Regions from separate parts of the Homo sapiens genome. Here region 2 is linked to region 1. Evidence: chromatin loops called from intact Hi-C (ENCODE). Cell type or tissue: dorsolateral prefrontal cortex. All regions are shown on one strand. Each heading gives the region's core, and the rest is flanking DNA. Links, peaks and the distances in the headings are about the cores only.

The links. Hi-C counts contacts between places; a loop is a spot of excess contacts. Peaks named below come from ENCODE experiments on the same cell type or tissue, not always from the same donor. Only the 100,000 strongest peaks of a DNase experiment are listed, where the experiment ranks them.
Region 2: it touches region 1 in a loop (2.2-fold over the local background); 22 of 110 quality-filtered maps call a loop at or near these places.

Annotation. Positions count from the first base shown.
Region 1 is chr11:62,493,124-62,501,474 of GRCh38, forward strand. It overlaps a transcript of AHNAK not described here. Among named protein-coding and RNA genes, the nearest start is that of AHNAK, 50 kb to the right of the region's middle. In dorsolateral prefrontal cortex, for the core only: CTCF peaks have their summits at 4,166 and 4,373; a DNase peak (open chromatin) is centred at 4,158.
Region 2 is chr11:62,439,910-62,448,260 of GRCh38, forward strand. It overlaps a transcript of AHNAK not described here. Among named protein-coding and RNA genes, the nearest start is that of SCGB1A1, 25 kb to the left of the region's middle. RefSeq lists an enhancer at 4,808-4,867 and a silencer at 5,408-5,702. In dorsolateral prefrontal cortex, for the core only: no CTCF peak of the experiment used is centred there; DNase peaks (open chromatin) are centred at 3,674, 4,442 and 4,792; H3K4me3 peaks cover 1,543 bases; H3K27ac peaks cover 1,912 bases.

The DNA of each region.
Region 1 (8,351 bases), core at 1,773-6,772:
TGCCTCAGCCTCCCAAGTAGCTGGGATTACAGGCGTGTGTCACCATGCCCAGCTAATTTTTAGTATTTTTAGTAGAGACAGGGTTTCACCATGTTGGCCAGGCTGGTCTCGAACTCCTGACCTCAGATGATCCACCCACCTCAGCCTCACAAAGTGCTGGGATTACAAGTGTAAGACATCATGCTCGGCCTGTTTTCTTTCTTTCTTTCTTTTTTTTTTTTTTTTTTGACAGACTCTCGCTCTGTTGCCCAGGCTGGAGTGCAGTGGCACAATCTCACTGCAACCTCTGCCTCCCGGGTTCAAGCAATTCTCCTGCCTCAGCCTCCCAAGTAGCTGGGATTATAGGCATGTGCCACCACACCAGCTAAGTGTGTGGCTAAGCTTATTTTTAGTAGAGACGGGGTTTCACTATCTTGGCCAAGCTGGTCTCAAACTCCTGACCTCAGGTTATCCACTCACCTCGGCCTCCCAAAGTGCTAGGATTACAGGCGTGAGCCACCGTGCCCAGCCTTTTTTTTATTTTTTAAGAGATGGGGGGGGTCCCACTATGTTGACCAGGCTGGTCTTGAACTCCTGGGCTCAAGTGATCCTCCCATCTCCACCTCCCAAAGTGTTAGGATTACAGGTGTGACCCACCTGGCCGGGCCAAATGGTGAAATTTCTTATTCATCCTTCCTTCTTACAGGTGAACTATCTTCCCTGTTCCGAGCTTTCAGGAGGACTGTTGGGGCCACTTAAATTTTTCCTCCCCATAATGAAGCAAATTCTTCATTAGAGTTTTCTAGATGCTGAGACAATAAATTATTTGTCTTTGTCTCCGAGAGCTTAGCAGTGTCCCAGGCATTCTGGAAATGTTTGTGGCTTGGATAGATGAATGATGAGTGATGAAAGAATGAATGAGTGGTGAATAAATGAATGAATGAGTGGTGAATAAATGAATGAATGGTGTAAGAGTCTTTCAACTGAATGATATTTGCATTTCTCTAACAATCGATGGCATGAAAATTTCCAAGGTTCTTAAAAACTGCACATAGATTAATCCCATCTCACTGATTCTTCTTTCTTCACAAATTTTTAAAATTCTAATAATAATCAGATATAAATTATTTTACAAAAACAATCCTGTCTTTCCCAGAAAAAGTTTGGTTGAGAAATTCAGCATGTGATGACTCTTCTTTTTATTTCAATTGTTCAGTTTCTAGTTATAAAATGAAACTCAGAATAAGTCCAAATAACCACAGAAGGAAGGAATTTTTTTTTAATTTAGAAACAAAGATTGAATAATAATGGCAAACACATTGGCGCTTACCACATGCCAAACGATTTTTACCCTTATGTCAACTCCTTACATCAACTCTGGAGACAAGTACTACTACTACCCCGTTTTACACAAGAAGAAACTGAAGTACAGAGAGCTTAAATAACTTGCCCTAGATGGTACAGCTAGAAAGAGCCAGAGCTGGTCAGGCACAATGGCTCACACCTGTAATCCCAGCACTTCGAGAGGCCAAGGTAGGCAAATGGCTTGAGCCCAGGAGTTCAAAATCAGCCTGGGCAACATGGCGAAACCTTGTCTCCACAAAGAATTCAAAAATTAGCCAGGACCGCCGGGCGCAGTGGCTCACGCCTATAATCCCAGCACTTTAGGAGGCCAAAGCAGGTGGATCACCTGAAGTCAGGAGTTCAAGACCAGCCTGACCAACATGGTCTCTACTAAAATACAAAAATTAGCATGGCGTGATGGCGGGCGCCTGTAATCTCAGCTACTCAGGAGGCTGAGGCACGAGAATCGCTTGAACCCAGAAGGCGGAGGTTGCAGTGAGCCAAGATTGAGCCATTGCACTCCAATCTGGGCAACAAGAATGAAACTCCATCTCAAAAAAAAAAAAAAAAGTAGCCAGGCATGGTGGTACACGCCTGTGGTCCCAGCTACTCAGGAGGCTGAGGTGGGACAATCACCTGATCTCAGGGAAGTCAAGGCTACAGTGAGCTGTGATCACACCACTGCACTCTAGCCTAGGTGACAGAGTGAGACCACCTCCCCCAACCCGGGCAAAAAAAAAGAAAGTGGCAGAGCTGAGATTTGAATCCAAACTACCTGGTTCATAAACCCACACTCTAAACACTAAACCATCCATTCATGTTTCATAGCATATATTAGGAAATATGAAAGAAGGAAAAAAAATCCAAGCCAAAGTTGCCAGTATATTCAAGATAAGAAGTTATCCTATAGAAAGCATGGCTTTCACCTAAACATGTAGATTACCTCACAGTGTCCTGTTGTAATTCATTGCCAAAACTAGAGTGCTTTAGAAATAACAGTAATAGGCCGGGGACAGTGACTCATGCCTATAATCCCAGCACTTTGGGAGGCCGAGGCAGGCAGATTACGAGGTCAGGAGATCGAGACCAGCCTGGCCAACGTGGTGAAACCCAGTCTCTTCTAAAAATACAAAAAAAAAAACATTAGCTGGGCATGAAGGCATGCACCTGTAGTCCCAGCTACTTGGGAAGCTGAGGTAGGAGAATCACTTGAACCTGGGAGGCAGAGGTTGCAGTGAGCCGAGATCACGCCACTGCACTCCAGCATGGGGACAGAGCGAGACTCCGTCTCAAAAAAAAAAAAAAAAAATAGCAGTAATATGCCAGGCGCAGTGGCTCATGCCTGTAATCCCAGAACTTTGGGAAGCCAAGGCGGTTGAATTATTTGAGGCCAGAAGTTCGAGACCAGCCTGGCCAACATGATGAAACCTCGTCTCTACTAAAAATAGAAAAATTAGCCAGGCATGGTGGTATATGCCTGTAATCCCAGCTACTCAGGAGGCTGTAGCAGGAGGATCACTTGATCCCAGGAGGCGGAGGCTGCAGTGAGCCAAGATTGCGCCACTGCACTCCAGCATGGGTGACAGAGCCAGATCCTGTCTCAAAAAAAAAAAAAGAAGAAAGAAAGAAATAACGTTAATATTACTAAAAGCAAGCAAAACAAAGATTCTATAGTAGCTGGACTAAATAAAGGAGTAGGAAACGAGTTCAGTTACTATTCACTTTAGAAAATGAAACAATCAAATCATTAAGTAAATGGTTTTCTGATACAAATACAAAATTAATCTGAAACCATTAAAACAAGTCACACTGCCTTAAAAGTCCTAGGCTCCCTCTGAAAAGTGAACTTCAGGAAAAAGCCATTATGAAATCTAGCCATCCTAGGTGCTGTTGCAATTCAATCACTAGAGATTAATATTAAGATACTCTATGAGTCTAAACTGTACGGAAATCATCAAGCAGGGAGAAGGAAAATCTTGTTAGTAACAAAGAACTATGCCTAGAGAAAATTCTCAGGGAGAAAAATTCTTCCACAGCCACCACTCTGATGTAATCTTGAAAGCAGGTTGGCCGGGAGCGGTGGCTCACACCTGTAATCCCAGCACTTTGGGAGGCCGAGGCGGGCAGATCACAAGGTCAGGAGTTCGAGACCAGCCTGATCAACATAGTGAAACCCTGTCTCTACTAAAAGTACAAAAGTTAGCCGGGCGTGGTGGCGCGTGCCTGTAGTCCCAGCTACTCGGTAGGCTGAGGCAGGAGAATTGCTTGAACCCGGGAGGCGGCAGTTGCAGTGAGCCGAGATCGCATCACTGCACTCCAGCCTGAGCAGCAGAGGGAGGGAGACTCCATCTCAAGAAAGAAAGAAAGAAAGAAAAAGAAGAAAGAAAGGAAGGAAGGAAGAAAGGAAGGAAAAGGAAGGAAGAAGGGAGGGAGGGAAGGAAGGAAGGAAAGAAAGAAAGAAAAGAAAACAGAGGTTGAGAAAAATAGAAGAGCAAATGACATTAAGGTGTGGGTGGGAGAAGAAAATTGCCAAGGAATTAAATGGTATAAAATATAAAGTGTTCTTAAAGCTTTTCCTTTTAAAATGTACTTATCTGTGGAAAATATTATACTGAGTGATGCGTGGGCCTTGAAAAGATTAAGGCTGGATCCAGACTGCGGTATCATTCCTGAGGTACAAGGAAAAGGTTTGAAGATGGGCCTGATATCATCAAAGCCAAGCACAGGTCAAAACCAACAACTGCTAAAGTGTTCTGAGCTGATCAAAGGAGGAATCCAAAGGCCAGTGCACCATGCAGCCTGGGACTGAATGATTGGCATTGTCATCTCGTCATTCCAGGACATGACCACTATGTGGCAGGAAAGGATGTGGCAGAAGGGCAGGCTATGGCACCAAACAACTCCTTGAAGCCACTCAAGAAAACAGAGGATAAGGAAGGGAAGGGGGAGGTCACTCCCCTGAGGCCCTCCAAGGCCCCAGACTCTCCCATTTCATATCTAAAAGTCATGGTGAAATGGGTGGAGAAAAGTGATACACAACCATTCCTATCAAAAAAGGTGGAGACATGATTACGCCCTTTATGTAAAACAGTTACTAAGTAACAGAAGACATAGCATTAAATAGCATCATTACGACATATCTGATTATGTTACTAGTGTGAATCACTCACAATTTCCTGTCCAAGAGAGAGCTGAAATTTTTATTCTAACAAGATCATAGAAACTGGTAATAGGCCAGGCGCGGTGGTTCACACCTGTAATCCCAGCACTTCGGGAGGCTGAGGCAGGCAGATAACCTGAGGTGAGGAGTTCAAGACCAGCTGGGCCAAAATGACGAAACTCCATCTCTAGTAAAAATACAAAACAATTTTGCCAGGCGTGGTGGCACGCCCCTGTAATCCCAGCTACTCAGGAGGCTGAGGCAGGAGAATCGCTTGAACCTGGGAAGCAGAGGTTGCAGTGAGCCGAGACTGAGCCACTGCACTCCAGCCTGGGTGACAGAGGGGAGACTTCATCTCAAAAAAAAAAAAAGTAAACACTGGAAATGACTTAAAAGTCCATCAATAGAGGAATTGTCAAATATGCAATATATCTATGCTGCACAATATTTCACAATGAAAAGAACGAGGTAGGTCTGTTTTCACCTACATGGAACATCTCCAAAACGTTAAGAGGGGAAAAAGGAAACTGCAAAACAGCACAGTCCAATCTTATTTATGGTTTTATGGGTTTTGTTGTTGTGGTTGTTGTGTCGTTGCTAACCCACAAAACTCTAGGCTTCTATGTTAACATACAGACTTGTCCAAATGCATTGAGCAAAGTCTACAGGGCACATGCCAAGATGAAGCTAATGGTTATCACTAAGAAGGAGCACGCAAGTGTGTTTGGAACAAGGGGAATTTCTCTTGTATTGTTTTAATTTTTTACAAAATGAATGGCATACTAAGATTACACTAAATGTAATTATAATTACACTATATAGTGTAATTATAATTACACTATATGGTGTAATTAAAAATTGAATCTTTGGGGCCAGACATAGTGGCTCATGCCTATAATCCCAGTGCTTTAGAAGGCCAAGGTGGGAGGATCGCTTGAGGCCAGAAGTTTGAGAGCAGCACGTGAGCAACATAGTGAACCCAGACTCACTCTAAAAAAAAAAAAAAAAGAAATTTTTTTTTATTAGCTGGGCATGGAAGCTGTGCCTTTAGTAAGAGCTACTCAGAAAGCTGAGGTGGGAGGATCTCTTGAGTCCAGGAGTTCAAGGTTGCAGTGAGCTGTGATCATGCCAGTGCACTCCAGCCTGAGTGACAGAGCAAGGCCCTTCTCTAAAAAAAATAAAATAAAAACAAAAAACAAAATAAATAGATCTTTGGAAATGTTGGCTCTAAAAATTTCCACCTGTCCAACAGAATATTCATTAGGATTGAAAGTACTTTACCAGCTGTGATTACTTCAACAAGGGGAGGTTCATTATTCAACAAATATTTATTGAGCATCTACTGTGGGCCAGGCACTGTTCTAGACTCTGGGGATATATTAAAAATCCCTGCCTTCATGGAGCCTATATTCCAGCGGACTTTATGGCCTCTCTTCCGCCTCGCTTCTCCCACTTCCTTTGGTGGGAGTGGTCTCTGGAAGACAGGCATGGGCATGGGGAGATAAAATATGCCCGGAGGCAGGGGCATGACGTAGATGAACTCTGACCATGTCTTCTAGGCCTGGGAAAGAGGAAAAGATAGAAAGGGTTTAAGGCTTTAGTGCAGACCCATAGCATCCGACTGGCCTCTCACTAAACATCCTCTGTATCTGTTCAAACCTGCCAGGCGCAGTGGCTTATGCCTGTAATCCCAGCACTTTGGGAGGCCGAGGCGGGTGGATCACCTGAGGTCGGGAGTTCGAGACCAGCCTGACCAACATGGCGAAACCCAGTCTCTACTAAAAATACAAAAAAATTAACTGGGCATGGTATCGTGTGCCTGTAATCTCAGCTATTCGGGAGACTGAGGCAAGAGAATCGCTTGAACCCGGGAGGCGGAGGTTGTAGTGAGCCAAGATCGCACCACAGCACTCCAGCCTGGGCAACAGAGCAAGACTCCATCTCAAAAAAACAAAAAACCAGCCGCACAAGTTGAGCTGTCGGCAGCTGCGCAGCTCCTAGCCACTCCTCCATCTCCTGGAGACTGTGAACCAAGCCACAAAGGGGAAAGGGGTGTGGCCGAGTGCTGGTGGGGCTTAGGAGCTCCTGGCTCCTCTGGGATGCCAATGAGACTTCCCTTCTGGCATGAGGCCACGTAGAATGATGATGGCTGAGAGTGCAGCAGTAGGAGGACAGAGGATAGCTGGTAAAGGGAAAGTGAGTAAGTGGAAGGAAGTCCATGTAAGAGCTAACTGTGCTCCATCTGGGCCAAAATGGGGAGATCACATCTCCCTTCAGGCGTCATCTGACACCAGACCAAGGCTCAGCCAAGCTTTTCTGTGCTGGAAAGCCAGAAGCCAGGAAGGAGAGCCTGCTGCTCCTGGGTGCCCTCACTTTCCAGTCCTCTGCTCCTCTGTCCCCCACACCAGACTACCTGGCTCCAGCTTGCTTCTTGTCTAAGCTGAACAGAATAGAGAAGAGGGCAGGTGAAATGCCTCAAGACAGGCCTGGCATGAAAAAGTGGAACTTAGTTTGTGGCTTACCCAAGAGATTAAACATAGTCTAGTTGTATCCACGCAATTAAGATGGGAAGGTTAAGGATCCTGTATTCCAGATCAATCTGCACTCACAAAACGAGGACCGTAGTAAACGCAAAGGAATGACTCAATAGTAGCGAAATTCAGACATCCTTGACAAGCCAGTAGGGGAGATATTTCAGGCTAGGGCAGCCTCACCTGAGGCCTTCAAATCATACTATAAAGGTACCTGGCTGCCCCACCTGAGCCCAGCCTAGCCAGCTTCCCAGCTATGTCAGTTCACACAGGTGCTAGAAGGCTGGGGTAATCTGATTGGCCCAGAGAGTCATGTGTGCTACAGAACACTACCTTCGTTAACGATCAGAGTCAGGTTTGAACCTGTTCCTCCCAAACCTACGTGCTGTCCCTCAGAGAGCCCGATGATGACACACAGGGCGTGGTATGTGGCTCCGAACCTCCCCAGTGACTTAAAAAATCCAAGTGGGTTTTAAATTGCTGCTCCCAGTTGATCATACCAGAAATCGAGCTATAGAACCGCCTCAACATCATTTTTTTTCTCCCACTTTGAGCTAAGTGAACAAACTGGGAGATTTCTGCCTCACCACTTTACATAGTAAATAATCCTTTCATCTCCCCTTTGGCTGGGAAGAGCTTACTCTGTGTGGACAGGGAACCAGCAGAAGCCTCTATGTCAGCTGAGTTTTGAACAAGGCAGCGTTGAGCTGGGAATGCTCACTATCAAGTTTTTTCCCCCTTGACAACTGGATGTGGACATTGCTCAGACATACTGTATCACATTAAAACATACAATTCTGGCCAGGCACAGTGGCTCACATCTGTAATCCTAACACTTTGGGAGGCTGAGATGGGAGAATTGCTTGAACCCAAGAGTTCGAGACCAGCCTGGGCAACATAGTGAAACACCATCTCTACAAAAAAAAATCAAAAACACAAAACAAATTAGTCAGGCGTGGTGGCACTTGGGAGGTTGAGGTGGGAGGATTTCTTGAGCCCAGAAGGTGGAGTGGCAGATGGCACCACTGCTTTCCAGCCTGGGGGTCAGAGTGAGACCCCATCCAAAAAAAAAAAACAATTTTATCCCTGCCTTTCAAAGGGATTTCCAGTCTCAATGCCTCAAATTCTACATTCTAGAAGAACTTTGCCTGCCAGGCACGGTGGCTCACGCCTGTAATCCCAACACTTGGGGAGGCCAAAGTGGGTGGATCATGAGGTCAGGAGATTGAGACCATCCTGGCCAACGTGATGAAATTCCATCTCTACTAAAATACAAAAAATTAGCCAGGCAGGGTAGTGCATACTTGTAGTCCCAGCTACTCAGGAGGCTGAGGCAG
Region 2 (8,351 bases), core at 1,855-6,854, 53 kb before region 1:
CGCCCGCCTCCGCCTCCCACAGTGCTAGGATTGTAGGCGTGAGCCACTGTGCCCGGCCGCATTTGTCTTTTAAGTCTCTCCTCTCTTCTGTCTTTCCTTCCCTAAAACAGGGTTTCTCCACCTTGGCACTATTCACATTTTGGACTGGACAGTTCCTTGCCACGGGGCCATCCTGCGTGTGGCCTGATGCACAGCTATTGCGATTTCTCTCCTTCTTCCCACCTCTCCACTCACTGCCAATCAAGGGCCCTGAGGGAAAAGTGAGGGGGTGGCCGGGAGGTAGAATCGTGGCTTTCTCAAGCTCACAGGGGCCTTAGATATGATCTAGTGCAACCCCCTCATTTTACGATGAGGAAACGACACTGAGAGGGGGAGGGAGAGGATGTGTCAGAGCCGAAAATGTTAGGGAACAAGTGCCAGGCCAAACAGGAAGTCAAAATTCCAGGGCTTGAGGCAGAGTTTCCAATCCCACCAAGGAACCTGGGATTGCTTCCCACAGCTCCTTCCTCCCTCCCAGCCACGAGCCCCATTCCAGAAACAACCCGTGGCTGGCCAGAGGGAACGGCAGACACAGATCCCACAAGCCCCCAGGAGTGCACGCCAGTGTCCATCCCTGGGAGCCCGTTTCTGAGCCTCTAGTGGACAGAGATGGCCACCGATTGCAGTGGGGATATTTCATGATGACGCCTGTCATGATCACTTCTTAGTTTAACCCTATAATCAGGGGGGAAATGATGCTTATGCTGCCTGGCCACACCTGACCAAATGGAGAAGTCAGGGAACAACAGAGATCTGCAGAGAGCCAGAGGGAGCCTGGCAGCGTCCATCCCAGCCCCGTCTCCACAAAGGCAGATCCCCAGGACAGTTGAGGGCCCTCAGCCAAAATCTCCCAAGTTATAGTGGGGGTTCACATCTGCTAAGTGCTTACTATGTGCCAGACACTATTTCTAAACACTTTATAAATACTATAGGGTGGCTGGGCACAGTGGCTCATGCCTGTAATCCCAGCACTTTGTGAGGCGAAGACAGGTGGATCTCTTGAGCTCAGGAGTTCAAGACTAGCCTGGACAACATAGAGATACCCGTCTGTATAATTTTTTTTTTTTTTGAGACAAGAGTTTCACTCTGTTGCCCAGGCTGGAGTGCAGTGGCATCATCTCAGCTCACTGCAACCTCCGCCTCCTGAGTTCAAGCAATTCTCCTGCCTCAGTCTCCTGAGTAGCTGGGATTACAAGTGTGTGCCACCACGCCCGGCTAAATTTTTGTATTTTTAGTAGAGATGAGGGTTCATCATGTTGGCCAGGCTAGTCTCGAACTCCTGACCTCAAGTGATCTGCCCACCTTGGCCTCCCAAAGTGCTGGGATTACAGGTGTGAGCCACCACGTCCGGCCTCTACAGAAAATTTTTAAAATTAGCCTGGCATGGTACCGTGTACACCTGTGATCCCAGCTACTCAGGAGGCTGAGGCAGGAGGATCACTTGAGCCCAGGAAGTAGAGGCTGCAGTGACCTGTGATGGAGCCACTGCCCTCCAACCTACGTGACAGAGTCAGAACCTGTCTCAAAAATAAATATTTTATTTTATATTTTATATTATTTTATTTTTGTTTGAGATGGTGTCTCACTCTGCCACCCAGGCTGGAGTGCAGTGGCACGATCTTGGCTCACTGCAACCTAAACCTCCTGGGTTCAAGCAATTCTCCTGCCTTAGCCTCCCGAGTAGCTGGGATTACAAGAGCATGCCATCACGCCCAGCTAACTTTTGTATTTTCAGTAGAGATGGGGTTTCACCATGTTGGCCAGGCTGGTTTCAAATTCCCGACCTCAAGTAATCCACCCACCTCGGCCTCCCAAAATGCTGGGATTACAGGCATGTGCCACCGAGCCTAGCCTCAAAAATAAATAAATACATAAATAAATAAATCCTCCAGGAGCTCAGTTCACCCTCACCGAGCCCTCTGAAGCAGCCACTGTCGTCCTCCCCTGTTAGAGATGCTAATATGGGGCCAGCAAGCCCTTGGTCAGGCAGCAGGGCTGTCACCCCCAGCATCTTTGGTGGGGTCACAAGTCGGCGCAAATCACCCTACTCCTTGACAACATCAAGCTCCCCTGCAACATCTCCATCAGACACACATGGAGCTGCCATCATACAGAAAGATTTATACACTGAGACCTTATACAAAGCAATGGGTGGTGTTCAAGATTATATCAAAGGGACAGAATGAGTAGTTTTAACAGTTCCGTCTGTACTTATTTCAATGTCTGTCAGCAAAATGCTGGGTTTCATTTACAGTAGTGACATAAATGTTTCTTTTTAATTAAATGATTAAGGTTTTCAAAATAAATCTCTTTAGGGCCGGGCACAGCAGCTCACACCTGTAATCCCAGCGCTTTGTGGGAGGCTGAAGCGGGCAGATTGCTTGAGCCCAGGAGTTCAAGACCATCTTGGGCAGCATGGCAAAATCCTATCTCTATGAAAAATACAAAAATTAGCCAGGCATGGTGGTATGTGCCTGTAGTCCCAGCTACTTAGGAGACTGAGACAGGAGGATCACCTGAGGCCGGGAAGTCAAGGCTGTGGTGAGCCGTGATTGTGCCACTGCACTCCAGCCTGGGTGACAGAGTGAGATCCTATCTCAAAAATAAATAATCAATAAATCTATTTAGAGAAAAATATTTGCCCAGGTGCAGTGGCTCACGCGTGTAATCCCAGCACTTTGAGAGGCCAAGGCAGGCGGATCACCTGAGGTCAGGAGTTCCAGACCAGCCTGGCCAACATGGCGAAACCCATCTGTACTAAGAATACAAAATTAACCGGGTGTGGTGGCGCACACCTGTAGTCCCAGCTACTTGGGAGGCTGAGACAGGAGAATTGCTTGACCCAGGAGGCAGAGGTTGCAGTAAGCCGAGATTGTGCCACTGCACTCCAGCCTGGGCAAGACAGAGCAAGACTCCATCTCAAAAAAAAAAGGAAAATATTAAACAAATTGTAGTGAGAATGGCATGTGGATGAGGATGCACCTGGGTGACCTAAGCCTGGGAGACCTGGCTCGAGTCTTGCACATCTTTCTTTTTTTTTTGAGACAGAGTCTCGCTCTGTCACCCAGGCTGGAGTGCGGTGGCGTGATCTTGGCTCACTGCAACCTCCGCCTCCCAGATTGCAGCGATTCTCCTGCCTCAGCCTCCCAAGTAGCTGGGACTACAGGCACATGCCACCACTTCACTCCCGGCTAATTTTTGTATTTTTTAGTAGTGATGGGGTTTCACCATATTGGCCAGGCTTGTCTCGAACTCCTGGCTTCATGATCCACCTGCCTCGGCCTCCCAAAGTGCTGGGATTACAGGTGTGAGCCACTGCACCCGGCCTTTTTTTTTTTTTTGAGACAGAGTTTCGCTGTTATTGCCCAGGCTGGAGTGCAATGGTGCGATCTCAGCTCACCGCAACCTCCGCCTCCAGGGTTCAAGCGATTCTCCTGCCTCAGCCTCCTGAGTAGCTAGGATTACAGGCATGCACCACCACGCCTGGCTTATTTTGTATTTTTAGTAGAGATGGGGTTTCTCCATGTTGGTCAGGCTGGTCTCGAACTCCCAACCTCAGGTGATCTGCCTGCCTCGGCCTCCCCAAGTTCTAGGATTACAGGCTTGAGCCACCGCGCCCGGCTGGGTCTTGCTCATCTTGAAGACAGCTAACCCTGCCAGGGCCTCTTGGGGCTGTGCAGCCCCTCACTCACCCTCTCACCTGCCACTGCCATAGCATCTTCCTCGATACAGCCCCATAGACTTGAAAGTCATCATCAAATGCCCCTCAGCCTCTCTCAGCCCTTTATGCATGTGGGTTTCTCATGTTAGGTTCATTCTGCTTCTGGTGATGAAAGAGGAACCTAGAAAGGCTGATAAATTACTGAAATCTACAAATAGAAGGCCAAGTATGAAGACAGCAAGGAATGAGGAAACCCCACCCCATTCCTTGGACTCAGCCCTGGGCCTCCTGCCCCTGGCCAGCCTTATGAGGCACCAGCAGTAGAAATGTCACCCCAGGGTCCTCTGCTGAGAGTCCTCTCAGTCATGGTCTGTGAACGGGAGCTGCGAGGGCAGCACTTGAGGCCAACACCGTCCCCCTCCAATGCACGATGGACACTCCGGGGAGTGTGGTGGCACAGAGCGGCCTCTTGGCTCCAGATGTGGATCCTACAGAGAGTTCTGAGGTTCAGTGCCCCCTCCACCCACCCGGCCTCGTAACAACCCTGGCGATAACACAAAAGGCGTTCTTCTTTGGCAGATAGGGAAATTTTAAAGATAATACTCATAAGTGAGCCTGGGGGGACTTGTTCTATGGGCTGGGACTCAAACCAGCCACCAAAACCCACTGTCGGAGGAGCTTCTCAGAGGCCAGAATCAAACACCACCGGCCCTGTGAGTGCCCGGCCTCTGCCACAGCTGGGTGGGTGCCCAGCCAAGGAAGCTTGTGCCCCATCATTCAGGGCATTGTTCTCCCTTAGAAGAGGATCTCGAAAGCAGAAGGAAATTAGAAACAACCGCACAATGAATACCAGATTCTGCTTTCTCTCAGCTCTGTCTGCCAGGAGATTAGGCAGGGTTGGCTGACAGCGTGCCCCGCCCGGCAGCTGCTCGCCCTCCAGGATGTCCGCGCCGTGGGGAAGCGGGGGTCCCGCTGGCCTTCTAGCTCTCTATTTATCTCCAAAGTGTCCGGTTTTCTTTCTCCTGCTAGATGCGGATTCCTTGAGGGCAGAGTCACATCTGACGCCCCTTTCCCATGGGGCACAGCACGCATGCGCGATGGGCACTCCGGGTGCGTCAGCTGATTACCTGATTTCATCTGGGCAGATGTGATGGCACAAGGGCAGTGACCCTGTGCCAGACACTTTCCTAAACAGGCATAAGCTCACTGAATCCCGGAGCCTTCCCATGAGGGAGAAACAATCTTTAATCTCATTTTAGAGATGATGAAGTGAAGTCCAGGCAGCCCAGCCAAGGGGCAGGACCGATCTGATGGAAGCAGCTTTGCTGGGACCAAACGACTCTGTTCCTCGCCCATTACCAACACTACCTCCTCCAACAACACAGGAGACGTGCATGGAGCCCTCCTTCGGTCACAGTCCTACCCCACGTGCTGGATAAATAAAGAGGGTGACCTAAAAGCAAATATGACTCCTTCTGAACTCTCACCCTGCCAGACAGCGATGATAGGGATATTATGCTCATGACACCTGGCCACACGTGACCCAGTGGAGAAGTCAGGGAGCAACAGAGATCTGCATTAAGGAGCTACCGAGAAGGAGACATACAGAGCTATTGTCAATCAAACCAACCAAGCTTCTGAACATTCCCGCTAAGAACTTCTTTAGAATGCACTATTTTTTTTTCTGTTGGGGCTATTATTCATTTTAACCTAATGTTATGTTTTAAGCCTCCTACGTAAGTACACACCAGCTTTAAATGTTGTGGAATACTGAGCTCATATATCTAGTCAAACTTCTGTTTGCTTTTTGCTGCATCCATAGCTACGATTTGAATAAATAAAGGAGAAAGGTTTGGCTCCCAATCCTACTCCCTGGGCCCCATGCCATCATTCCCCAAAACAAAGGAGGAAAGATGCCAGAAGTGAGAGAACAGGGGTAATGGTGAAGAAAAACAACATCCTGGCCAGGCACAGTGGCTCAGGCCTGTAATCCCAGCACTTTGGGAGGCTGAATGGGGAGGATCACTTGAGCACGGAAGGTCAAGGCTATAGTGACCCACGATTGTACCTCTGCACTCCAGCCTGGGCAACAGAGCAAGACCCTGTCTCAAAACACCAAAAAACAGTCCGGGCGCAGTGGTTCATGCCTATAATTCCAGCACTTTGGGAGGCTGAGGCAGCCAAATCACCTGAGGTTAGGAGTTCCCGACCAACCTGGCCAACATAGTGAAATCCTGTCTCTACTAAAAATACAAAGTTAGCTGGGCGTGGTAGCGGGTGCCTGTAGTCCCAACTACTCAGGAGGCTGAGGCAGGAGAATCACTTGAACCCAGGAGGCGGAGGTTGCAAGATCACACCACTGCACTCCAGCCTGGGCAACAGAGCAAGACACTGTCTCAAAACAAACAAACAAGCAAACCAAAACAAAAATATCATCCTATTCTGGGTGGTACAGAGCAGGGGCAGGCTCCCCAGGGAGGGATGCAGGAGGGGCAGGAAGGCATTTCATTAATTTCCTACAAGGAGTCAGCACATTTTATAACTATGGGCAGGGAAGGGAGAAGAAGAGCTGCCAACCCACCCCTCTGCAGATGAGGTCACAGGCTCGGAGGGCGCCAAAGAAGCCTAGCCTGTAAGTGCTTGACCAGGACCTGAACCTGGAACCTGAAACTCAAGTCCTCTCTTCCCAGCTCAGGGCTCTCCCCCTCCACCTGGCTCCCCACCTGACTCTGCAGGATCTGGTGGCTCTGTGCTGTTTGTTAAGTGACCTGCTCCCTCTGGATTGCATCCCATAATAGCCACACCCATGACTATATACTGGGTGGTTCCGTTCGTCCAAACAAGAAAACCCAAGGAGTGAGCTTTGTCCCGGGACTTCCCAGGGCACAACCACGCAGATGTGGACTGGGGTTTTCTAAAGAGTCTATTATATCAGATGATTAAAACAAAGATGCAGGAGAGGTGAAGGTCATGGATTCAATCTCTAAATGAGCCCACTGTCACACAAAGGAAAATGAGGGGGATCTGTCCTGGCCGGGCATCTTCATGTTTTGTCATCCACCTTCCTGCCCTCCTGTCTCAAAAGGCACCAGAATCTTCTCAGAAAAGCCTTCCTGCTTGATCCAGTGACAACCACCACCTCCTGGGCACTCGATGCCACCTCCATGCCTCCTTCAGGACGTGGGGATCCATTATCCCATCTTGCTTCAAAATCTTTACCCTCTCTCTCACCAGCTCCTTTTGCTCAGCCTATAAACATCAAGTCTCCCCCAAACTGAAAAGATCTCCCTATGTCTGCCTCCTGCACCCAGTGATGGTGCCACCTCTCCTCTTACCTTCAACACTAGGCTTCCTGGTAGTCCCCCTTAATCTCCTAAACTTCTCCCAGTAATTCCTAAGCACCCCCTCCCCTGCCAAAATGTGCAATCAAGCCCAGCCGTTCTATGGAAACAGCCCTCTCAAGGGCCACACATAGTCCACTAAGTGTCACATCTAGGGGCTACTTCTCAGCACCCATCCCACTCGACCTCCCTGCATCAATTAACCCAGCAGAAAAACTCTTCCTTATGAAATGTGCTAATGGCAAGCGCTATTCCCTCCTTACTCAAAAGGCATTTCCCTCCCCTTGGCTGGAAGAATCCTGTTTGTTCAAGGACAGGAAAGAGATTTTTTGATTTCACCAAGACAGGCACAGCCCCTGGTCCAAAGCAAGCATGTGTCCTTCTGCCCAGTGGGATCTAGGGGGAGATTAGCAGGAATCTTCTGGGGACGATCCCTCCATCATCACCACCCCACATCCCACCAATAAAAGAGGCATGAGGAGAACGTCTGTTCCACGCTGTTGCTATCTCCTGCCTTTGAACGCATCATGTGAGGATGTAATGCCCAAGGCTAGGAGAAAGGCAAGAGGGCCTCGGTGACACTGACACAGAGCTTTGCTGCTGAACACCCAGACTGTGAGAAAAATCAACCCTTTCATCTAATCACCTGGACAACTTTGCTGTTACCCACAGTGAAAAGCCTCCCAAGCTGACATAGCCCTCCTCCCTCGGTTACTGCCTCCTCCCTCTGTCCCTCCTTATCAAGTCCGCTTGACAGCCCCTCTGCCCACCTCTTGAATCTCAGTGTTCTCCTGGCCCTCTGCCCCCGTGGACCTCTGAAGTTCATGCCCTCATCATCTACCTGTTTGTCAACTCAGTGAATACCTGTCAGCACCTTCTATGTTCCAATAGGTATGGTAGAGTTGACACTCTAGTGGGGGAGAGAAACAATAAATAAGATGAACAACTAAAAAATTCCAAGTTGTGATCAGTGTATGCTCTGAATGAAATGACTGGCTAAAGAGGATGCTGAGAGGGCCTGTGGAGCCCTCTCAGGTCGTGGGCAGTGACCTGAGAGGGGACATTTAGCTTGAAGTTTGAAGAATGGGAAGGAGCCAGCCACGCAAAGGCAAGGACGAGCATTCCCAACAGTGGCGACGATGGTGAACCCTGGATGAAGACCTGAGGAAGGAAAGACATGGCGTGTGGGGACCAAAAGGAAGCCAGTGAGGCTAGAGGGACAAGAGTGATGAGGAGAGGGGACATCAGGTGAAGCTGGGATCTGGCGTAGAACCTTGTAAGCCACAGGAAGATGGTGGTTGTTATGCTGA